Regions from separate parts of the Mus musculus genome. Here regions 1 and 2 are each linked to region 3. A link is a loop called in an ENCODE intact Hi-C map of the cell type or tissue named here. Cell type or tissue: left cerebral cortex. All regions are shown on one strand.

What was found. Peaks named below come from ENCODE experiments on the same cell type or tissue, not always from the same donor. Only the 100,000 strongest peaks of a DNase experiment are listed, where the experiment ranks them.
Region 1: it touches region 3 in a loop (1.9-fold over the local background); 2 of 42 quality-filtered maps call a loop at or near these places.
Region 2: a loop joins it to region 3, with 7 times the contacts of the local background. A loop is called at or near these places in 16 of 42 quality-filtered maps.

Annotation. Positions count from the first base shown.
Region 1 is chr2:165,162,782-165,170,781 of GRCm38, reverse strand. Cdh22 (cadherin 22) reads left to right here. Exons shown (of 12, transcript NM_174988.3): 3 at 1-159. Among named protein-coding and RNA genes, the nearest start is that of Gm36803, 43 kb to the left of the region's middle. In left cerebral cortex, no CTCF peak of the experiment used is centred here; a DNase peak (open chromatin) is centred at 3,529; H3K27ac peaks cover 255 bases.
Region 2 is chr2:165,070,151-165,078,150 of GRCm38, reverse strand. Cd40 (CD40 antigen) reads right to left here. Exons shown (of 9, transcript NM_011611.2): 9 at 6,497-7,429. The coding sequence ends at 7,238. Among named protein-coding and RNA genes, the nearest start is that of 1700025C18Rik, 17 kb to the left of the region's middle. In left cerebral cortex, CTCF peaks have their summits at 3,041 (motif pointing left) and 7,569 (motif pointing left); DNase peaks (open chromatin) are centred at 3,044, 3,393, 4,716, 7,572 and 2 more places.
Region 3 is chr2:165,229,354-165,237,353 of GRCm38, reverse strand. It overlaps Cdh22 (cadherin 22), which reads left to right and starts at 2,617. Exons shown (of 12, transcript NM_174988.3): 1 at 2,617-2,799. It overlaps Gm36748 (a long non-coding RNA gene), which reads right to left. Exons shown (of 3, transcript XR_375215.3): 3 at 4,440-8,000. In left cerebral cortex, CTCF peaks have their summits at 2,333, 2,554 and 3,787 (motif pointing left); DNase peaks (open chromatin) are centred at 2,359, 2,566, 3,723 and 6,498; H3K4me3 peaks cover 2,482 bases; H3K27ac peaks cover 1,083 bases.

The DNA.
Region 1 (8,000 bases), 67 kb after region 3:
CCTTCTACACACTCCGGGCCCAAGCCAGGGATCGAGCCACCAACCGTCTGCTGGAGCCCGAGTCGGAGTTCATCATCAAAGTACAGGACATCAACGACAGTGAACCACGCTTTCTCCACGGCCCCTACATTGGCAGTGTGGCCGAGCTGTCACCTACAGGTGGGCCGGGGGTGGGGATGGGTGAGGCCTGGGGTCAGGATGCCCCAAGGGAGGCTGGCATGTGCTGGTTTCGTCCTGATGGAAAGGGCAGGAAAGACAGAGTAGCTACCCCTGGGTGCAGAGGACAGCCTGGAGCAGGGCACATTCCCAGCTACATAGCTGGGCAAAGCTTACACATGACCTCAGCTACATCCATATACCATGAGGATGTGGGCATGTCTGTGGACTCAGTGACAACTGAATACTCAGGAATAGCTACACATTCAAGCTTAGCCGTGCAATGCAAGCTCACCTAGACACATGTACACTGTATGCTCAGAGACACAGCCCCACAGGATGGCCATGTTTGACATGGTTACAGCTCTTCTTCAAAGTCCAGCTGCACATAGACACAGCCCCTGCACAGCTGCTGGCTCATCTCCAGGTTAAAATAGCAACAACCAGGCCAGCGCAAATCTGAATATGATCTCGCATATTCGCATAGCATAGCCACCCACCACAGGCACAGGAAATGACCCTCAAACAAAGCAGGCTACTGGGCAAACAGCTGCCATGGTGACCACATTGGAAAGCTTCAGCAAGTGTCATCTTGCTGGGGTGCTGTTCCATCAGGGTACAACTGGAGACCCCCACGTTGACAGCTTTGTTCACTTGCCTGGCATGCCCCAACTTAGAGATCCTCCTGCCTGGGGAATCCAGCCCCATGCTAAGACTCTGAGGCACTGACAGAATCAATTCCTCTTTGCTGGGTGTGGCTGCCAGCACCCAGGGGTACTGCACACACCCACTTGTGGAAGTTTAAAAAAAAAAAAACCACACAGCTTCTTATAGATGTGAGACAGACTGGTTCAGCACACATCTGAATAGAGCACTGTGCCCAGACTGTAGATAGCATGCCTCTGCCCTACCCAGCCATGGTGGGATCCCAAACAGCTGGCTAGATGGCCATCAAGGCTCCACTTTGCCCAGGCTACTGAGTCTCGAGTGGACCCTGACTGAGATACAGGTTGTGGGTCTCAGGCTGCCACTCCATCCTCACCATGTTACCCAAAGGAGTCTGCAAGTCAGACAGGCAAAGAACAGGATCTCTGGATGATGCAAGCTGGCTTGGCCTTTCTCTGGGTCTCTTGCCCTATGGCTACACATCAGAAGCCAGGGCATTTAGACTTGTGGGGAAGGTACAGTCAGCCTCTGTGTATCCAGGTTGGACCAAATCCGGCTCAATAAGCAGATGGCTGAGAGTCAAAGGGAAATGTGGATCGGAGGAAATAGGAGGCACAAAGGAACAGTGGGAAAACTGAGTAGCAGAGATGTAAGCCCTGCATACATACATGCAGGTACATGTGTGTGTTTGATGTATACATGCTTACTAGCTAAGCAGAGCCTGAAAATCCCTTTGTCCTTATGACTGGCCAGGTGTTTGTTGGCATATAGTATTTGTTCACTTAAAGTAAATTTGTTGAATGCCTACTGTGTGCTAGGCATGGGAGGGCTAACTATGTATAGAAAAACAAGAGCCGTACACTTACAAACAGCATGTTCTGGCTAGAGATGACAAACATTAATAAACAGAAAAAAGTGGTCAGAGCAGTAAGGTGCCTCAGAAGTGACTCTGGAGCAGTGACGTGCAAAGATGGCCATGGTGGGGAAAGCACATGGAAAGCAGAATGTGCAAAGGCCCTGAGTATCACGCAGCCATGTACATAATGGTTAGATCTTGATCTTTATTCTGCACGTGCTAGACCAGCTGTGGTGGGTCCCCTTCAGAAGAATGATAGGCTCTGGCCTGGTTTTAACAGGATCTCGTGATTGCTCCATGAGGAGGGAACAGGTATAGGGAAGGCAGGGGCAGGAGCTGGTTGCTCAGAAGGTGCAGTTGTCAAGATGGAATATGGTGGCGGCATCTCTCAAAGTGGCACTAGAGAAGGGACACGGAAACGAGGTCGCTGGTGGATGTCTTTTGAGAGCTAGGCTGAAGGTGTTCACTAATGGATTGGATGTAAGGTATGAGAGAGAGAACTCACATCTTATGTTTAGGGGTTTGACCTGAGCTGGGAACTGGATGGGATTTCCATTTCCTGAGCTGGAAGAACAGCTCTGGGAGACGAAAGGGAAGTGGGAGTCTGGTTTCTGACGTGCTGAGATGGAAGCAGAACAGAGCTCTTTAAACTGTCCGTTGAATAAGCCAGGTCATTGGGGAGCGCTGGGCTGGGGAGATACCTAGGAGGTTGTCAGTGGCAAAGACCCGGGACAGTCTAGAGTTGCCGAGAGCTTAGATATGAATTATATAACAGAGAAGCTGGGGCCCAGGAGACAGTGGTGTGTCCAAGGTCACAAGCAAATCAGAGGCAGTTCAAATCCCCAACTTCCCAGGCCCAACAGCCCTTACCTAATCTCTGGCTCAAGAGGATATGGTCTTGTCTATGTTTTCCCAAAACTGACATGTGCATTTTTTTAAATTAAGAAGTTAAACACACATGCACGCACGCACACACACACACACACACACACACACACACACACACACACACACACACACACACAGAGATCGGTCATCAGACAGCTTTGGGGAGTTGGCTCTTTCCTTCCAATGTGGGTTCTAAGGTTTTGAGCTCAGGCACTCAGACCTGCGTGACAAGCACCTTTATCACCTGAGTCATTTCCCAAGGCCATCCTTCTACCTCCTTTGAGGCAGAGTCTCTCTTGTTTCTACTGCTATGCTCTGTACTCCGGGCTAGCTGACCTCTGAGCTTTCAGATGGTTCTCCTGTCTCTGTCTCCCATCTTGCTGTAGAAGTGCTTGGATTACACATGTGTCCTACCTCATCCTGATTCCATGTTGGTCCGTGGCTCAAATTCCACTCACTAGGCTTGCGAAGCCAGTGCATCTGCCCACTTAGCTGTCTCCCTGACCTGCACACTCTCCCACAGAAAAGACCAAAAAGCTTGAGAGAGCCGGTGCTAGGAACGGAAACAGGTGTTACATCTAAGTGACTTTCAAGAAAGCCTTTAAAAAAGTTCTCTCTACCATACTACAGAGGAAGGCTGGCTCTGGGGCCAAGGTGCTCAGCAATCCCCACCTCACCCTCCCTGATGAGCATGGTAGAGCTATTGTCAACAAGTCACTGAACAGGGGGGAGCACCAGGTCCCAGAGGGAAGAGTCCTGAAGCCAGCGAGTGCTGGAACTGGCCCCTGCAGTTGGCTTCTGGGTTGTCGGAGAGGCAAGGGTCCTTGTTGCACAGATGGAGAAGCTGAACTCCAAGAGGAGGACAGGAGTGCATCCCAGGTCCCACAGAGTGTAGGAGGCACTGGCCTGAGTCCCAGCCTGAACTCACATAGCACTCAGAAGAAAGGCAGGCAGGGTGACTCACTTTGGACAAGCTGGGGAACCGAGGAGGGGGCGGGAAAAGGCAGAAATTAAATTAGTTGATTTTATTTGAGTAACTTTTTGAAGAAGCAAATCCGGCACTGGGTGCTCATGGAGACTCCAGGCGGCTTTGAAAATCAGTCACAATTAACTGAACCTCCTGATCAGGGCTGAGCAGGGCGGGGCCCGACAAGCGGCAGTGGATCGGGCAGCTTCCCGAGATCAGAGGGAGCTGGGACGCAGCTTGCGACATGAAAGGCAGCTGTGCTCGCAAATTAAACCACTCAGAGCTTAAAAGAGAAGGAAAGTGAGCCCGGGGCCATTGAACCACGCTGCTGGGGGGGGGGGGGGGGCCATGCCAGCCCACGCTGGGGCCGGTGCAGAGAAGCAAGTCCTCAGCAGACAGTTGGCAGGCCCAACACCCCTGTGACCTTGAGCCAGCCCCTGTCCTTCCCCAGGGGTCAGAGTTACTTGCTGAGCATTGGGGGTCCTTCATGATGGGAATCAGACTGGCTAGAATTTGGTAGAAATTCTCCCCCTTTTTTAGATGTATGTTAGGATGTCTTTGTAAGTGTGTGCCTGTTCGAGTGTGTGAGTGTGGGTGTGTACACGACACTGAGCACACGTGAAGGTCAGAGGTCATCCTCCACCCTTGGTCCCTATGGTACAGCTTGTCTTTTGTTTGCCCCTGTATGACTAGGCTAGCTGGTTTGTAAGCTTCTGCCGATTCTCCTGTCTCCATCCCCCCATCTTGCTACAGGCACATAGGAACTACAAATGGGCACTATCTCACCCAGCTTTATATGGGTCTGGGGATTAGAACTCAGGTCCCCACATTTGCACAGCAAGTGCCTTCCGTATCCACAGAGCCAGAAACTCTCTTTTTATGAGAGCGTTGAATCACACACTGAAAGAAGGGAACTGAGTGAAGGAGCAGCTCGAAGCAGGGTTCCCAACCCAAATTATCCAGAGAGCTAGTTAACACAGGTTGCCGCATCCATCCCCCGAGGGCTCCTTCCTTTGCAGTGCTGGAGATCAAACTCAGCTCATGCAGGCTAGGTAAGCACTCCATCACAGGGCTCCACCTCAGCCACACCCCCAGGGCTTCCAATCCAGCAGGTCTGACTGCGAGGAAGGATAACAAACTCCCAGGAGCTGCAGCTGGGTTGGATACCACACTTGAACTGCCGCCACATTCAAAGAACATTGCAGGCGCAGGGAGCTATGCGTGCAAGGACCCTAGGACAGGCTGTGCTCATCGAGTTTGCAGGCAGAAGAAGAGACAGGGAGGGTGGCAGAGCTTGGGTACCTCCCTAAACAGGTCTTAAGCTGAAGTACCTAGGACTTGGTGGTGGCTGAGTGAGATGGAGTCAGAGAGGTGATAAGACCCGATGCATACTTTAAAAGAATGGCCTAGCTTGTGTTGATATACAGACTAGGAGCAGAAAGAGGGAGGTGAGAGGGGGCAGCATTTGGACAGGTAAGAGGCAATGGGAAAGAAGAATGCCAGCGTATTATTTCAGAGCAGAGCCCACAGGGTCAGTGCAGGACTGAATAGGGGAGAGAGAGGCAAGCTCAGTACTGGAGCTGTCATGGAGGGAGGAGCAAGTTCATCCTCGGTCTGGCTAAGACAGGGGTGTGCACCATAAACACCGGTGAAAGTGCCTAGGATGAGTCTGAACACTCTCCTAGAGCCGTGGCAGGAGACTCACCAGCAGAGGAAGAGGCAAAAGCTTGGGGCTTCATGAAGTTGACAAGCATTGAGTCTGGGCGGAGAAGCGAGGTCAAGGGGCTCTGGGTGCCTCTCCTAAGCTGTCACAAACTGGCCCAGATACAGTGAGGGGATTCCTGCATCCTCCAGGATACAAGTCTCCCAGGGTTTCCAGACCCAACTCCACTTCTCCAGTCATCGATGCCAACTGTATGCAAAATACAGTGCTTGGCACCACTGAAAACACAGAGCCTCAGCTAGGCAGTGCCAGCACTTGGGGGGGGGCAGAGGCAGATGGATCTGAGTTCAAGTCAGCCCAGTCTACAGAGTGAGTTCTAGGATAGCCAGGGCTATACAGAGGAACCTTTTCTCAAAAAGGAAGAAGGAAAACACAAAGCCTCAATTCAATCTGGGTTCATTAGCCACTGCTTTATTCTGTGACCTGCAGGAGACGCAGAGACCATTGAAACCTGCCAATGTTTATTAGCGCCCACTATATGCATGGCGTCCAGGGTGCTTGACTCGGAGAGCCTGTAACGTGTCAAGACAATGTTTGCTGGAATTTACTTTGCTTTGAGACCCAAGTGAGCAGACATTTGGGGTTCCTGGTACCCACTTCACACCCTGCACACATGTGTGCAGGGTCACAGTGTACAGGGGACCATCCCAACCTCAGAACAGCACTGAGTCAGCTTCATCTCCTGCAACCACCTCCATCAACTGGTAGCAACTAGAGAGTTTGAAGGTTTCATTTGGGCTCAACAGAAAGGAGTACCACAAAAGATTAGTGATGCCTGCTGTAAGGGCAGGGTGGGGGACATGGTGTACCACACAGTAGCAGTGGTGTGGCTGGACCACAGGGTTGGGGCTCAACCAAGTGTGGTTGTTGCAGGCCCCTGCCACAGTCCCATCCCCTTGGCTCCAGTTCCCTGTGAGCTGCATCTCTAATGAGTAGACAGAGCCTGTTTTGCAGTACAACCCGCACTTCTTGGGATATTCAGTAAATAATAGCTATCAGCTAACACTGCTTTCACAGAGCGATTCGCCTTTATCCTCCAATCCCGGGAATAAGGAGGGCAGGTGTTACTGTCTTCATTCTGCCAGATGGGAAGTAAATGCAACAAGAGACAAGTGACTTGTCTGAGGCTCTGTAGTCAAAGCTGAGACAGACCTTGGAATCAGAACTCTCAACGCAGCATCCACAGCTTTCTTCGGGGGACAGTCTCCACGCTTCCTTGCAAAGTACTTTACAGCTTGAAATCACTCTCACGCCTCTAATCTCACCTCATCCTCTTTCATGGGCTCTCTCTTAAATGCTGACACCCCCATTTTGCAGCAAAGGGAACCGAGGTCCAAGAGCAGGAATAAAAGTGTCAGGGCATGCAGTCTGTTTCCCAAATCTGGGGCTCGAGGGGGGGTTGGGTAGCAGAGAGGAGAGGAGGGTGGTTCCCGAGGGTATCATTTGCAGAAGGCAGCAAGCAGTAAGCGGGGAGTCTCCAACTGTCCCATCTGCAGCCAGAGTGTGGCTCAGCAGCCCTAGGGCCCAAGCCAGGAATCAATCGCTGGCCTCGGCAGAGACGACTTCTAAAGATGTTTTTAATTAAAGTCCAGGAAGATCTATATGTGCTACATCCTCTTGCCTAGCAACAGCACTAGCTCCTGCTCCCCTGCTGGAGGGACAACAGGATGGGAGGTTTCTGGTGGGGACAGGTGGCAGGGGGCCCTGGCCTTCGGAGTGGACCCCCAGGGATCCCAGGTAATCTAGACAGAGAAGAGGACACCTATCCTCAGTTTGTCTCTTCCATCAACAAGCTCTTCAAAAGCTGGCGGGATGGCTTGGCGGGTAAAGCTATGGAGGCCTGGTGACCCAAGCTCTAGCTCTGGGGACCATGCAAAGACAGAGAAAAACCAACACCACGAAGTTGTCCTCTGACCTCCACACACATGCACCTCCCCGACCCACACCCCACACATAAAAATGAATAACATGCAAAATTAAAACTAACTAAATAAAAGAAAAACAATCCATCCAAACGTGAGCACCACGTCTGTGCTGGGCTCTAAGCCAACATGGCACCTGGTGCCGAGCTGATGGAGCCACCATCCTGCCTCAGGGGCCTAACACACTGGGCCCTGATAGCTATCAAGTGAATGAGTGCAGCTACATTACAGGGTTTATAGGTTGAGGAGGTGGCTTGGTGGGTAAAGGGCTTACCATGCAAACATGAGGGAGGACCTGAGTTTGGCTCCCCAGCACCCAGCCAGAAGTAGCGTTGTCCTTACCCTTGGGGTCTGCAGAGACTGGGGTGTCCCCATGGCTTGCTAGTCGGCTACTCTAGCCGACTTGGTGAGCTAGCTCCAGGTTCCATGAGATACCTTGTCTCAGACAACGAAGAGCATAGAAATAAGAGAAGACACTCTTACTCTTACATCAACCCCTGCCCCTCCCCCTTTACCACATTGGCCTTCTTCCATTGGCCAGACTGTTGTTGCTGATGCAGACACCAGCATCCCAAACACACAAGGTCACCCACTGGACTCTATGAGTACAGCCTCACGTGAGTGCTGAGAGGACAAAGATCTTGTGGCCTTTAATGTAGGGTATCAGGAAAGCCCTTTGGGGGTGAACATTAGAAACATGCACAGGGCCAAGACTGTGGCTGAGATCCCTAAGAAAAGAGAGAGTGAGGGAGGGGTGTTCTAAGCCTCTGCAAAATGCTCCCTCACCTCTTCAGGCCAGACCCCACCCTTCTGCCCTGTGCT
Region 2 (8,000 bases), 160 kb after region 3:
TTGGGTCTCTGCTAAATCTTGAAATGGTACACACCCACTTCTGCGGGACCTGGGGTCACTTGCTCAACCTCTCTGAACTGACCTGACTCTCCCAGGATAACCACACATAGTCAAAGGATGGCTGATAAGACTGATTGAGGTAATGTAGAAGATGCTTCTGGGGCAAACTGGCCTCTGGAGTCACAGTTACTGAACCAATCACACACAAAACCCCCTTACCCCCTCTCTAGTCTGTAACCCCCTCCCCAAGCCTGATTCATCTCTTTTCCATATCTGGGCAGTCCCTGGTGCCCTCCAAGCGCAGCTCAAAGGAATGTAGCCCAGAGCCCCTCAGGTTTGAGGTCCCACCTCCCCGACTCCCTGTGAGGTTGCTCTTTACAGTCCCAAGTCAGAGCAGAGTGGAGGTTATTGGGTGTGTGTTAGCTGAGAGCTTGGACCCCACGGGCCCATGTGTCAGAGCAGAGATCCCAACGGGGTGGTCAAGTCTTCACCCAGGACAATTCTAGGGCCAAGCTGCAGCTACCCAGAACTGAGCCCCCAGCTTGACCCTAGTGGGATGACCGCGTCCTCCAGATATTAGAGCTCTCCAGTATTGCAGACTTCTGGCCTTGAGTACAGAGCCTGCACTTGGCAGCCATGGGGACCAGAGAGGCATCTTCCTAGTCAACTGGCTCTCCTGGTACCAACAGCACCTCTGCCCCACTCACTCCCCCTCAGTTCCACACACTTAGCCCACGCCCAGCCCAGGCTCCATCCACTCACACAGTAACGCTGTCCTGCGATCCTCCATACCGGCATCCCTTCCCCTCCAGACCCCTGAAATCCTACTCAAGGCAGAACCCAGAAGAGGCGTCTCTGCCTTCCTGCCTGCCTTCATCACTCCTGCCCTAATTAGTATTCCGAGGAGAGGCCTCTCTGCAGGCCCCAGGATTTGTTTGCCAGCCGGCCAGTTCCCTGTCTCCCCAGTTCGGAGTGAGTAATTCCGTCCCTCCCAGGCCCATTTAAGGGAGTGAATAATTAGTTACATTCAATTAGGCCTCTTGCTGCTACAGTGGCTCCTGCCTGCCTCACTTGGGGGGACAGGCTAGCTAATGAGACGCGCACACGTCTGACACAGGGGAGCGGGTGTTAAACACAGACGACCCCCTCAGCCCTCGGCGGGGTGCAGAGAGCTCAAAGAGAACAACCGGGGCCAGAGAAGTCAAGGATGGAGGCAGGAAAGTAGTAGAGGGAGTGGATGGAAAGAAAATGGATGATGGAGAGAGAGAGAGAGAGAGAGAGAGAGAGCCTCAGGAAGATCCAGAGGAAGACCAGAAGAGAGTATGCTTCTAGTCCAGCAATATCAGGGCTCCCTAACTAGTCAGGAGCCTGCCATACAAATGGAATCTGGAGCGATTAAAACCATGTTGTGGCTCTATATATTTATTGGCACGGAGAGACATCTGGTGTATCCCGCTAAGCAAAGAAAGCTGCTTACAAAACAGTGCATGTAATAATATCTCAAGTTTAAAAACTATTTGTGGCACACAGAAAGCAATTCTGAAAGGACCGTACCTTATGATTGGCAGGATGGTGGGAGGCGCACAGGTGGCCTTGTTTTCCTGGCCCTGTGCATCGCTCCGATGGGGGTGTGATTCTGGAGTATGGCTTTTATAATTAGCCAAAACAATAACACTTGTTTGAGAGAGAACCCGGGTGTGGTGAAGGGGCTGGAGATGAAGGAGGTGGGCAGGAAGTGGGAAGGATGGATTGAGGGCCAGACAGTCCCTGAAGGAAGTGGGAGGGAGGCCTGGTGTGAGGAGGAGGCAGGGGCTAGCTGGACAGACGGACAGACCCAGATCGACACATCCGCAGGGCAAGAGACAGAAGGCCTGGTGCTGAAGAGGAAGCACAGACCCAGCCCACTGCCCCTGGGGCAACACCTGCTGGGTTGCCAGCAGGTGATCTTTCTAGAATTCTTATTTTACCACACGACTAGTTTCAGAAAAGCCTCCTTCAGGAAGGACCTCCCCACCCCAAACTGCAGCACGATTCCCCACCCCCTTTTTAAATTAAAACTGCATCTCCCCACCCCGGCGGGTGGGTTTGTAATTTTCTATGCCCGGCTGACTCCAGGGGAGAGCAATCCTCCTCCGGGGCACAGCCTTTAATAACTTCTGCTGCCCAAGGAACCTACTGCAAGCCTGAGTCTGCGAGAGGGCATCTGTGTGCGCACACCTGGAGAAGGGCCACCTCAGGCTACGTTGTACCTAGTAGGGCTGCCCAAAAGCAGTGTCCAAGTCTTGGGTTGCAGTGCCTTGGGCCCAGGTCATTGTGTAACAACTTCAGCCAAAGCCCCTAGGGCTTCATCCAACCTCCTGAATGGCAGAGGATGAAGACGGTGTGCTTAGAACACGCTACCTGACCTGCTCATGTTCCTGTCAGGACTATATATATATATATATATATATAGTGTGTGTGTGTGTGTGTGTGTGTGTGCGCGCGCCAAGCAAAGGATTGAATACATTGAGATTCCCTGTCTTTCCATCCTAAACCCTCCATATTAACAAGACCTTCAAACTATAAAATTAGCTGCATTTGCGTGTTGGGAAACAACGCAGAACCCTCTCATTCCCCCCTGAGAAGCACCTTTAAGAGCCAATAGACTTTGCCCCAGGGAAGGGATCTTGGCCCAGGTGGCCTCATCTTTTCTAGTCTCCAGACCTACATCCTCGACCGCTTAGTTGCCCAGCTCAGACCCCCGTTTGTCCCAGTCTTGATGGGAACGAACTTAGATCTAGATCTCAGCTCTAATCCGAACAAGTTGTTTGGCCTCTAAGCCCCATCTGTGAAATGGGTGCAGTACGATCCCACACCTCAGATGAGTGTTCAGACTGAGACTGCCTGTTAAGTTCTAATCAGAACTGAGGAGTGAGGAAGGCAGGAGGACAGGCCTCATTTCCAAAGCATGGGCCCTGTGCAGAGCCAGCTCAAAGCAGAGCTATCATCACCTAGGACTGTCAAGCAGCCAGCAAGGACTTTAGAGTGTTACCTTGCTGCCACCTGCTGGCCACTATCAGCATCACAGGCACCCCTCCATCTCTGCCACCCCAACACCTGCTGGTCCTCCCTTTAACATTCAGGCTGGACAGGAAGGATCCTTAGAAAACCAGTCATTCATTCATCAGGGATGTGTGGCAGAAGCCCATACTGTAGGGAACTCCCGGCATCACAGACAGCTCATGTTAAGCTGCTGTAGAACCAGAGCATGCCCACCTCTTCCCTCTGGGAGGGATGCTAAAAGATACAAAAGTTACTTTGCTATGCTTGGCTCTGCAGACTTTCGGAAGAAACTTCCAGAAGCCGACCAGAGACATGAATGGAAGCAGACAGTGAGTCAGGGAGTTGAGCCAGGGAACACGTTGAACCGAGAAAGTGACAGACAAAAAGCAGCAGGACCATGCGCAGGCTGTGGGCGTGTGAGGTTACATCACTCTAGGGAAACGGGGTGTGGTCACCCCTCAGGGATAGGAGGCAGCTCAGCTGACATAGTGTTTGCCTGACATGCATAAAGCCTCAGGTTTAGTCCCTTGAACTGCACTGAACTGTTTCTGGTGGCTCATGCTGATAACCCCAGCACTGGAGGGTCAGCTTGCCCTCCTCTGCCGTGTGGTGAGTTTCAGGCCAGCCTGGCGTGCATAAGACACTATCTCAATTAGCTGGACTGATAGTGTGTGCTCCTGGGCACTCACTCTCCTAGCTGTTCCCAGCCTGGCCTGCAGCCACCACAGCCACAAAAGTATCCAGGATGGGGGAAGCCCCAACCATTAATCCCAAAGCCAACAGGAAACCCACTGCTTACACAGCAATGTGAGCCAAGGGCAACTGTACTCAGAGTGTGTTCTCTGATCCTGCAGTATCAGGACCACCTGGGGAACTTGCTGGAAATGCAAATTCTTGGTCCTGGTCCCAGATCTGAGCCAGAAACATGGGAGGTGCGGCCCAGCAATCTGTCTCTCGGCAACCCTCACAGTTGGTCACTTTGTTCCTTCAAATCCAAGAACCTGTAACCTGGAGGAGAGTCTGGAAGCCACCACCGCCACCAGCACCTGCCGCGAGGGTGTGACAGCTGCCCTCTAACAGAGGCAAAGGTGGCAGTGACTGGCCCAAGATCACTCAGGTAACAGGTGGGAGATGAGTCTTTTGCCTCTATCCAACACACATGCATGTGTACGCGCACGCGCGCGCGCGCGCGCGCACACACACACACACACACACACACACACACACACACACCCTGCCATGGAAGTTAGCGCCACCAACATTTGGGCTCTAGGCAGGGGATGAGTATTAGACCCTAAAGTTCTCCTCCCCCTCTGTCATACTTCCCTCTGCTTTCTAAACTGAAGCTTCCACCTGGTGCCACCAAATGGCCCTGGAAGCTCTTCTGGGAAGACTGCCAAAGCCAGGTGTCCTTCTCTTGGCTTTCAGCTGCACCCTCGTCCCTCAGCATCCCCGGCTTCCATCAGGACCAGCCACTGCCAGCTCCACCCTCTAAGCAGTGGGATCCAAACATCCTGAGACCCACGGGTTAAACCTCAGTAGGAGTCTTGCGGGAACCCTCTTTCAGGCACGTCTCCTCCTTCCCCTCCTTGTCCCCCGGCCTTCCTTCCCTCCCCTCTGCTCCCACTCCATCTGCCGCTCCTCCTGGCTAGGCTCCCCTACAGTTGGCACAGCAGGAAAAGAGAACAGGATGGTCTATTTTTATCCCGAGATGTTGTCGTGGGGCAGGAGAGGGACCCAGGATCTCCCTGAAAGCTGTCGCCCACCATGCCTAGGTTCTGGAAAGCAGAGAGCCAGATCTTGGAGCAGCTTGGAGATGAGAGTTCATGGGCCACTGCACAGCCCTGTGTCACCGATGGCAAGTCACTCCACCTCTTTTTACCCATTTGCACCCCTGCAAAACAGCGAGGCACACCGACCCTGCCTGCCCTGCAAGGCTGCTTCTGTGTACCTGAAGCCTTGCAAGCTTGCTGCTGGTTGTGAGCACACAGGCAAAACTCCCTGGAGACACAGCAGTCTGGGGACACTCTTACTTAAGCTCAGAAAAGATCCTAATTCTTTCAACCTAACAGCAAACCCAGCATGTCCACCCTTCATCTCCTTTGTACATGTTTGATGGTTTTTTAAAATTACATAATCATTATATGAATCTTCTGTTCTCTTGGAAAAATAATGAAGCATTATTGGAAACACAACACTCCCACCCACCCACTTCAGACCACACCATTCTTTTTTTAAAAAAGATAGTTCGTTTATATTATGTGTACAAGTGTTCCACCTGTGTGGACAGTGCACACATGATACACATATGCCCTGTGTGAGGGCTGGAAACTAAACCCAGAGCCTTCGCAGGAGCTGCTGCTCCTAGCCCTGACCCATCTCGCTAGACCACTGTCAAAGTTGGGATTTTCAATGCTTTGTTTTACCCACACAGGCATTCATGGTATCTTAGCTTTCCTTCCATATCTATACATACTGTATTCAAATATAATATGCAGCCTGCTTACATACTGTCATATCGTATATAAAAACTGTTTGAAGGATGTGTGGCTTTGTGTGTATGGTTCGGGTTGTTGGGAGAAGTTGTTGCTCTTTAATGTTTGTTTTTGAGACAGTATCATTGTGATGGTTTGTAAATGCTAGGCCCAGGGAGTGGCACTATTAGGATGTGTGGCCTTGTTGGAGTAGGTGTGTCACTGTGGGTGTGGGCTTTAAGACCCTCACCCTAGCTGTCTGGAAGTCAGCTTCAGCCTAGCAGCCTTCAGATGAAGATATAGAACTCTCAGGTCCTCCTGCACCATGCCTGCCTGGATGCTGCCATGTTCCTGCCTTGAGGATAATGGACTGAACCTCTGAACCTGTAAGCCAGCCCCAATTAAATGTTGTCCTTTTAAGAGTTGCCTTGCTCATGGTGTCTGTTTACAGCAATAAAACCCCAACTAAGACAATCATGTAGCCCAGGCTGACCTTGAGTTAACTATATATCCAAGGCTAGCCTTGAACTCCTAGTCCTCTTCCTCCTGAGTGCTAGGGTTACAGGCATGCACCACTGTTGAGGTTTGATCTTGCTCTGTATTGTAATGGGTTTGTGGCCCCAAGACCTGGAGTCTGTACTGTAGACAACCCCCCCAAGTGACCCCAAGTTATTTCTGATTGGTAAATAAAGATGCCAGCAGCCAATAGCTAGACAGAAGAGACATAGGTGGGGCTTAGTATTCCTGGGCTTGGCGTTAGAAGAGAACCAAGAGAGAGAAGAGGTGAATGGAGGAAAGAGAAGCCACCATGGATTAGGAGAGTTTAAGAGAACATGGACCTGGGGCTGGCCAATAGGAGATAAGAGCAGCCCCGATGAAACATAGTAAGTAGTAAGTAATAACTGGGGGTTATCAATAGGAAAGTAGATTCAAATAGCATACAGGGTAGGCAGGTGCCCAGTTCTTGTGCTGTTTAAGGCTTATTGTAAATATAAAGGTTGAGTGTGTCTTTTATTCAAGAACTAAATGGTAACACACAGGTAGAAACCCCAGGGCGGGATTAAATAATTTCTACAATACACCACCACATCCATTTTAGGATATGTGCACATGTGCACACACGGGGTACATTACCACAGAGCACACATGGAGGTCAAATGACAACCCTCTGGATTTGGTTCTCTCCCTTTTACCATGAAGTCCCAGGGATCAAAATCAGGTAACCGGGTTTGGGCAGCAAGCTCCTTTACTCACAAAAGCCATCTTACCTGCCTTGGAATGTGTTTTAAAAGCTATTTCTCTACCCATCATTCTACTACCTGTTTTCTGCCCCACCTGCTAGAGTTTCTGAGATGTCATTGTATAAATAATTACAGATTTATTTAGCCAGTACCCTGCTGATGGGCAACCAGGTGCCCTCTAGCAGCACAAGCTGTGGGCCACGGACTCCTGTGTCCATGACTCCTTACAGTGAACGCCGCAGCAAGACGACTCTGGGTCCTGCACTGCTGCACTTGGTAGGTATCACTGTGGACCCCCGATGCCCGAGCTCTCCCTCCATCCTTAAAAAGCAAGTTGAGAAATGATAGGGGGCAGGCATGAGAGTTAGCTGCACTGGGCTCTGTCTTGGCTCATCTCAAACTTCAAAGGTCAGCAAGCAGTCCTCAGAGCCAGGCCCCTGCTCCCGAGCCGAGCCATCGCCTCCAAAGCAGTTCCAGGGTTCAGACCAGGGGCCTCAAGGCTATGCTGTCTGTCACCTGCCGCTCCTGCACTGAGATGCGACTCTCTTTACCATCCTCCTGTGTGACAGGCTGACACCCGTGCAGCGTCTCCTGCACTGGAGCAGCGGTGTTATGACCGGGATAATCTTCCATCTCCTGGGGATCTTGCCGTCGAGCCGCAGGGGGTAAGATCTGGGGAGTCAAGGTATAAGGTCCAATGTCACCTCTAGCCACAGAGCCACCCTGCCTCTGAGGAATAGAATCCCTCCTTCAAGTCCTTTCCAATGGGGTGGGAGGATGGGGGTGTACCAAAACTGATTTCTTGGATGCCTTCTGCCCCCTGCTGGACACATGAAATTTGGCAGGAAATTTCCAGAGCCACTGCAGACCAGCAGGAGAAACTGCCCCTTTGGTTCCACCTACTGGCCCCTGAAGGCGGGATCCACCCACCCCCACCCCCCACCCCCACCCCCCGCCGCCGACTCCCATCCCCAGCATTCAAGGCTGGAGGAAAGCACAGCCAGAGTTTCTCTGCCAGTGGTGCCCAGCTCTGCCCTAAGGGGAAGTAGTTGAGTAGGAGGAAGCGATGGAGACTGAGAGCAGGGCTGGGTGGGGGTGCGAGTAGCCCACCTATATGTTCCAGGGAACGGACCCTAAACCTGTTTGGGCATGTGTGTGCGCGCATGTGCGCGCGCGGAGTGTGGCGTGGTATTGGGTGTATGCTCATGGCGTAGAGGGTCCACACACCCATGTACACATTATT
Region 3 (8,000 bases):
GGCAGCTTTTATAGTTGTCACAACTAGAAGAAGGGGGTGGTGCCACAGGATTTAGTGAGCAGATATTAGAGACGCTGCTAGGCAGACTGCCATGCACAGGACGGCACGGTGACAAAGGATTATGGGTCCAAATGTCATGCGGTGGAGGTGAAGGGAACCTGTGTTCAAGAGAGGGCAAAGCCAGGGGTGCAGATGACTACTCCAAAGGCCATAATGTACCAAACCCCGCTGGCTCTTCTGATGGAATCTCACAAGTTCCTCCCAGAATAATCCCCAGCCACACCCCTCCCCCAAGTCCTCCATGACTTCATCCAGACCCTGGAAGAGCAAGAGCGATACTCTCCTTGTATGCTCACCTCATACATACTATAGCATAAAGAAACCTGGGATGTCCTAGGCCTGTTGCTTGCCTGGAAGCAACAGTCCCTGTCCCTTCAGCTCAGAGGCCTGAGGAGGATCAAAATCCCCACTATCGCCACTATTCCATGTGCACTGTGACTTTCTGCAAGTTTCACGTTTCTCAGTGCCCCAGCCTCCCTGTCTATAAATTTGTAGGTTGTCTGCTGTGTCAATCAAATGAAATAATCTACATAAAAATTAATAGGTAGTACAGGGCTTACTAGCTGCTGTTGTTACATTGGTGTCATCTGATCTGAGTCAATGCTGGGAAAGAGACCTCTATGACACCCCAAGATTTTCATGGGATCTCTTCCTGTTCTTGCCACCTACTGCTACAGTCAGAAGAGCCCTGGCTTACCCTCTTCCAGAGCAGAGAACCCAGGCAGGATGTACTAACTAATCCACTCTCACCACTTTGCCTGTGTATTCCTGATATTCCAAAATGTTTCCTCGTCTGTAAAATAGGACCGATCTGCATACAAGCAAAATCACAGCAGTTCTGACGATGGTGAATCTCAAGTGCTCCCAGAACCCAGGACGTGAGGCCGCCGAGAGGAGGTTTTTGGATAAGGGTAGGAGGCAACCTAAAGGGGAAGGTGAGATGTTGGGAGAGTAAAAGGTAAGGCTCTAATGGAGTTCTGGGGAGAAGAGACTTTGTGGCTTACCCCACTGTGTGCAGGCAAATGTGGAGGCTATCACAGCCCAGGCCCAAACAACCTATGGCCCTGTAATTAGGTCAGAGTCCTGAGGGGTCAGCACACAGCCAGGCCTGGGGCAGGGACAGAAAAGAAGGATCCACAGCTGCAAAAAGTGAGTCGGGGAGAGAGGGAGAAAGCAGAAAGTGTGGAGATGCATCTGGAAGGCCAGCCTCTGGTCTCTGAAAGCATGAAAGAGTAGAGGCTAAGAATAGAGAGGTTGGGGAGGAAAAAGACCAGGAGACTGCACAAAAGCAACGCTTGGGAGATCAATGAAGGGAATGAACCGAGAGAAGAAGGACTTAAGGGAGGGAACCGGCTGTCGAGGTGGAGAATAAATCTCAAAATAAATAAGAGTGATGGAGTTCAGCTGGAAGGACTAGAAATGCAACCACCCAGAGGAGACACCAGTCACTAGGGAGGAGTGGGAGAGTGGAAATTAGAGCTCCCGGTGGTGAGCAGGCCAGGGCGAGCTGGAGTATGGGTCCCTAGGGACCATCAGGAATCAGGGTCTCGGAGGGAGGGCGTTGTCACCTCTTTAACTCAGCGTCTGTTTTGCAGGCCAGGATGCTTGGTTAGGGGCAGATGGCAAAGACATACAGCTGCACGGTCACTTCAGTCACCTGGCTGGCACCCATGCAGCTAAGAAAAAGGAAACAGTCTAGGCAGAAAAGACATCGGGCATTGGGCTAGCTGAATTTGAGCAAGAACGGAAAATCTGGCTTTGCAAGCGTTTCTGGACAGTGGGGGGTGGGGGTGGATTTTATTAGCCTCATGCTAGAGGGCACGAAGTTTAGGCTGGACTGTCTTGTTTGCCTACTCTTTTATTCTGGCTGGAGGCACAGGACTTCCAGAGCTCGCTCCTAAAGAGGAATGACCAGCGTGGCTCTCTTCCCAGGACAACTGACCTTCCACCTGCCAGCAGACTCCCAGCCCCGGGGCAGGGGCTCTGTCCACCTCAATGTTCAGTGATTGTCTCTGAAGCCTCGGTCTGTGCAAAGGGCCTTTCTGGGCAGCCAGCCAGGGGTGGCCACTTGAGAAGCCCGCCTCTACCTTCGCTTGCACCCCCTTCTTTTGAAGCCGGGCTTTCATAGTGTGTGGGGGAAGGGGGGCTAGATGCAGCGAAGTCTGGCCAGGGGAGTGGTGGGGACAGGGTCTAGTCTGCCACGGGTGCCTCGGGGCAGCTGAACCGCCAGGCAAGGAGGGAGCCCGCTCCCCTCCTGGGGGCGCTCCCTTCGCGCGGATCTGGGCTGGGAGGAGGAGAAGGAGCACTCCCCCGGGGGCTTTCCCGCTGCCGGCGACGGGGGAGACGGAGCCTCCGGGCCCCGCAGGCGAGGGAGGGGTGCGGTCGGGGCGGGGGCCGGGCTCCCCGGCTGGCTGCGGGGTCCGGCCCGGCGGCCGCCTGCGGCTCGGCGCTGCTCGGCGCTCCTGCCCGGCGGGCGCTGCATTCTCCGAGTCTCCACCAGAGGCTGCGGGAGGAAGGAAGGGATCCGTCCCTTGCACACTTCCCCCCTAGTCAGACACGCACACTCCCTCGCTCTCTCGCTCCTCCACACACGCGCGCACTCGCCGCCGCGGCTCCCCCTCTCGCTCCCGCTCTCCCTCGGCTCCTCCGAGCGGACGCCAGAGCCGGACCTGGCTGTGATCCTGCCGCTTGCTGGCGTCCCAAGGCGCGGACCAGGGTGCAGTCCGGCCGCTCCCCAAGGTAAGAGCGCGCGGCACCCGCGGGAGGACAACCGATCGCCGCTGGGGAAGGCTGCGGGCCGGGAGGGTGCACGGGCCGGGGAGAGGCGGGCGCGGCGCGGCGCGGGCTCCGGGGCAACAGCTGAAGCGCGCCCATCCCGCGCCCCCTCCCCGGCGGGGAGACAGGGACTTTCCCACGTCCAAACTTTCCCCGGCGCGGAGCCCAGCCCGGCCACCTCCCGGCCCGGGAGTCGCGGTCCCTGTGTCCTGAGCTCCAGGATGCCCCCGAGGCCGGGGAGGAAGGGGGTGTCTGCGCCAGGGGTGTAGGGCCGGAGTGCGGGGAGGGGTGGGGAGATGGAGAATCCAGCCTCTGTACGGGCCGGGACCCCGGCATTCCCGCCGCCCACCCCGCGCCGCCCCGGCTCGGCTCGCAGCCCCTCCCGGAGGCCCGGCGATCGGCGCGGCGGGAGCGTGTGCGCCGCGCGGGTGCGTGTGCGGGTCGAGCCGCGGCGACACGCGCGGCTGCGGCCACCCCTGGGTGGGGTGAGCTGGACAGGCTATGAGGACCCTTGTGGCCCTGCCGACGTGACCCCCTGCTCCCTTCGGCCGTCGGATGGCCGGTGGAGATTGAGAGGTAGCTCTACCCTCTTCATCCGCACACGACTCCGGGGACTCTGTCCCCACCACGGAGAAGGACCGGGCTTCACAGGCTCACGTCCAAAGCACGCGCCACTCGGGACTGACCCTCCGGAGGCCGGGGTGCGGAACCGGGAGGCGTGGACCTTGCGACTGTGAGGGCGTACAGGCTGCGGGACCCTCGATAGACACTATCCCTAACCACGTCTCCCTTGGCTCGGGACCTGACTTCGCCACTTCCGCTGTGGCCTGGTCGGGTCCCTGCCCCAGCTTGGGTGCTGCTGGAGACGACCCTGTAGGGTGCAGCGGGCGGAGCGCAGAGAGAGGCTGGAGTCCCCCGAGGTCTCCCCAAGCCGCAGAGGCACCCCCTGCTGGCGGGCACAGCAGCGACGGCTGAAGCCTGCGGGGCCCGGCCGGTTGAAGGCTTGTCCGGCTCGCGCTGCTAGGAGCCCCCTGCTTTCTCTCCTACCCTTCCTAGTCGGCGGCGGCGTTGGTCGGAGGGTGTGCGTTCCATCTGATGAGCTCCCTGGGTCCCAGAACCAGCAGGAGTGCTCAACTTGGCCAGAGTCTTGATTGTTAGTATTGGCTACTGCCTCTGCTTCTTCTCCTTCTGTCCTGGAAGCCTATCCATTATGTCCTCTGTCCCTCAGAGTATCTCCCACGCTAGCCCACCAGTGCCCACCCTGACTCTTTTTGGGATGTGGGGGCTTGGCCCGTCTCATCCTCAGTGTTGCCACCTTCTTTCACCCTTCTTGCCTCAGTGTCTGTCAGGTCAGAAGGCATCTTCTTCCCCAAGCCAGCCTCTACTCTGCGGCAGCAGGATTCCCGGCTTTTTCCAGTGTTCCCTTAAACACTGCTTGGGATGAAGTGGGGGTGTCTCTGTGATCTTCCTTCACTACAAGAGTACCTGTGCTCCCCAGCAGGTGCTTTACCAAGCTAGGTCTCTCAGCCTAGGACATCTGCCTCTGGGGCACCCTGTCTGATTCTATCTACCTGGGCTGTCCTCCTTCCCATCCTGAAGTATTTATTGGAGGGTGGGTTCTGGGGTCACAGGGCAAACACTATCAAAAGGCAGAATGGGAACCCAGACACCCTGATATCCGGGCCTCACCAATTGTATGCTGGGTGAGTGTGAGGGAAAATGGATCCATTTCTTGTCCTCAGACTGCAGGCAAAGCAGGAAGGCGTTTGCTTCCATGCAGCATGAGGTATTTAAGGTAGATCCCCAGAGCTCTCAGGGGGAGAAAGCTGTTAAGTGAAAAACTGTGGTGACCCTGGGTACATGTGTATAGTGTGTGTGTGTGTGTGTGTGTGTGTGTGTGTGTGTGTGTGTGTGGCTTGGTTGCTTTTGCACAGAGGCTGGGCCTCAGCCTCTTTCCCCCTCTGGGGTTCTCTGTGTCCGTATCCTGTGGAGTTCTGAGACTCCCTGTGAGGCCTCGGGCTGGAGATGGAACAGGGATCTTCACCACAGCAAAGTTTGGAACAGTTTATTTACCACACCAATAAAGGAGTTGGCCAATTAAATTTCCTCTTTTATCTGAGTTTTTCTCTTGTTTTCTTCCATCAGGAAAATCCATTGGAAATACAGCCCGGGGGGGGGGGGGGAATGAGTTTCTGTTTATGTAACTGCACCCTTGCTGGGAAGCCTAGGAGAGGGTGGGGGGCTAGGCTGAGACCCAAGCTAGGGTTATACCAGCCCTCCCTCGGGAACCAAGACAGGCTGCATCAGTCGTTCTTGGCTGGGAGGAGACCAACACCTCAGTCCAGGCTCAGGAACTGAAGCCTTGTTTCCTGAATGTCCCCCACATACAAAGGAGGCTCTCCATCAGCTTTAGCTTCTCAGAGCACCCTTAAGATGGAATGTTGGATGGGATGCCTCTGCTTCTTGGCCGCTTGAGTTCTGTAACTGGGATCTCTAAAAATAAACAAAAACAAAAAACAAAAGCCTAAGGTCATGTTCCCACCCCACCCCACCCCTGCCTTACACAGGACAGGCTCTGATCTCAACATTGTCATCCAGACAATGGGCACTACTAGACTTCATCTCACAAGGAAAGGGTAAAAACTAACAGGAAAGTTACCTTGCACAACAGCCTGAGTCTATGTATGTGCGAGGCAGAGGTTTAGAACAGGGAGGCTGGAGGCATAGCTGTCGTGCCCTTGGGCTGGCTGTTGACTGTCTTGAGGGCATTCAGCACAGGAGGAGAAGAGGATCTAAAATCTATTTGGGCTCCACTCAACAAGTCGGAGCCCTAAAGGCACTGCATGAGCCCGGAGGAGGGCACACTCTCCTCTAATTTGCACAAAGGTGATGCTCCTGGGTTCTGGGCCCATGTTGCTGCTTGCCCTAAGAGGCTCCTGTTTTGTTAATGCTAAGGACACAAACAGTACCCACTCCTAAGCCAGACTCTCTTACAGGGGACCATGCCTCCCTACATCTGAGTATAGTCTGGGTCTGAGTATAGAAGGTTCCAGAGCCTGAAGGTGCTTCTTTACTACCATGCTTCCTCCCGGCCCCACCTTACCTGCAATCACGTGGAGGGGACGGACTCCTTATTTCCTCATGAGAACCCCCAGGCTTTGACTGTCTGCTTGCCACCAACCAGCTCTGTCGATGATGCAAGCGGGGCTTATGACTTGGGGCCTGTGTGACTTTGGACAAGTTACTTCACCTCTCTGAACCTCTGAACCTCAGTTGTTAGGTTGCTGAGTGGGGAAAAAAAGGAAAGAAGGAAAGAAAGAAAGAAAGAAAGAAAGAAAGAAAGAAAGAAAGAAAGAAAGATGCATAAGTTAGTTTCCTCTGCACCATGATGGGCACTTAGGTCGCTGGTTAACCACAAAATTGATTATGGTAATACTCTGTTAATAATCCTGAGCGCAATGGCTTTGCCACAATGGCTTGCCTACCTGGGGGCTAGAATCAGACTTTTTCTGATCTCAGGCTCCTCCTGAGCTTCCAGGGTTGTGGAAACTGGCTGGTTAAGTAGCAAGGGACAAAGGAAGGTTCTAGATTTCACAGATTCGTTTTTGTCCTAGTTTCTGCCTTCTCTCCCCCAACCCATCCCGTGATTCCCACTCTGACTCAGGCATCATGATGGAAACCTCCTCGCCAGCCTGCAGGCCTCCGGTCTTCCTCCTACCACAGTCCTTGCTGCAGTCACAGGCATCCTTCCTCAGCACAGGTGGGATCACGTCACTTGCTTGATTAAAACCCCTCCATGGCTCCCCATCGCCTACTGAATTAAGTCTAGATTCTGCACAGTGACATTCAAGGTCCTTGTAACCCCTCTGCATCCTCTTTTATCTTCTACGATGCCTCCAACCCAATGATCCTGCTCAAGGCCTGAACGGCTCTTCCTCTCAACACCCAGTCCAAAGCCCCATGACCCAACTTACGCAACAGTCTCTTCCCTAGGTCACACATGCACTTGTCTGTGCAGTTTTCCATCCGTTCATCATCTAGTTGGAAAAAAAACCCAACACACGAGCATGTGTTTGCTAGGCATGAGTTTGTGCTGAGCGGTGTGCTGAGGGTGGGAAACACAACTGTTAATCCCAGACAGCAGGAGGCCATCGGTCCAGCATGGCCCGCGGATAATTAAGCGGTTCTCAGCGCGGTGGTAAGAGCTGTGGGTGAGTGGCAGAAACTTTCAGAGTGAGGTATAAGCAGGGCCCTGTAGGATTGAATAATGGTCCTTTAAGGAGCAAGGGGGAGGCAGACTGGAGAGGAAGGGGGCTCCAGGCTCAGGGGTTTGGAAGTCCCCTGAGGGGGAAAGGGTGGGAAACTGCCAACCCAGTTGCTGAAGCAATTGCATGGAATGGGGATCCCAGGGAAGCCACCCCTGGGGCTTCGGAAGCAGGGCCTGTATGGCTGGAGAGCCACAGGAAGCAGGAAGGCGATATGGGATGGTGTCTCTGAGCAGTGGGGACCCTGAGGGTCTCAACAAGGGAAGCACCTGGTGACATTTGTCTGCAGAAGCTTCAGCCCAGCTGCAGGGAGAGTGGCTAAATTGGGAAGCCAGGTCCAGGGCTGCCATTGCTAGGCCTGCTACGACTGCTGCCTTTAGGGCCCAAGAGGGCCAGATGAATGCGGTGGACACGCGTGTGCCCATGTCTGGCGCATGAAGCTCTTGGGTCATGGTGACAGTAAATATGGGGCAAGGGTTACAGAAGCAGTGGGGACCGGCCGGGGACAGATGCTTGCGAGAGGCTGACGGGACCCAGGGTACAGTGATGAAAAGCCAGGTTCCTTGTGGGGGCTGGACACATGTCTGTGAGGTCCCAAGGCTGAGGGGGTTCACCCCACATCTAGTCTGAAGCATTAAGAGGTCTTGTAGGGCTCCTAATTCTCGGGTTCAGATGCTGCCCAGTGAGCCCTATGCCACCACCCAGTGGCCACCACTCTGCCTCGAACCCTAGGAGGAGATTTCCCTCTTTCTTGCTCTCCGCATGTCCTCAGTGTTTCTCAGCCAGAGCCACTTTTGGTCCCCAAAGGACATTGGGTGATGTCTAGAAATGAATCCGGGTCAGAGGCCATTTCTGGCACCCGGTGGGTGAAGGCTGTCACTGACAACAGTGCCAAGCCAC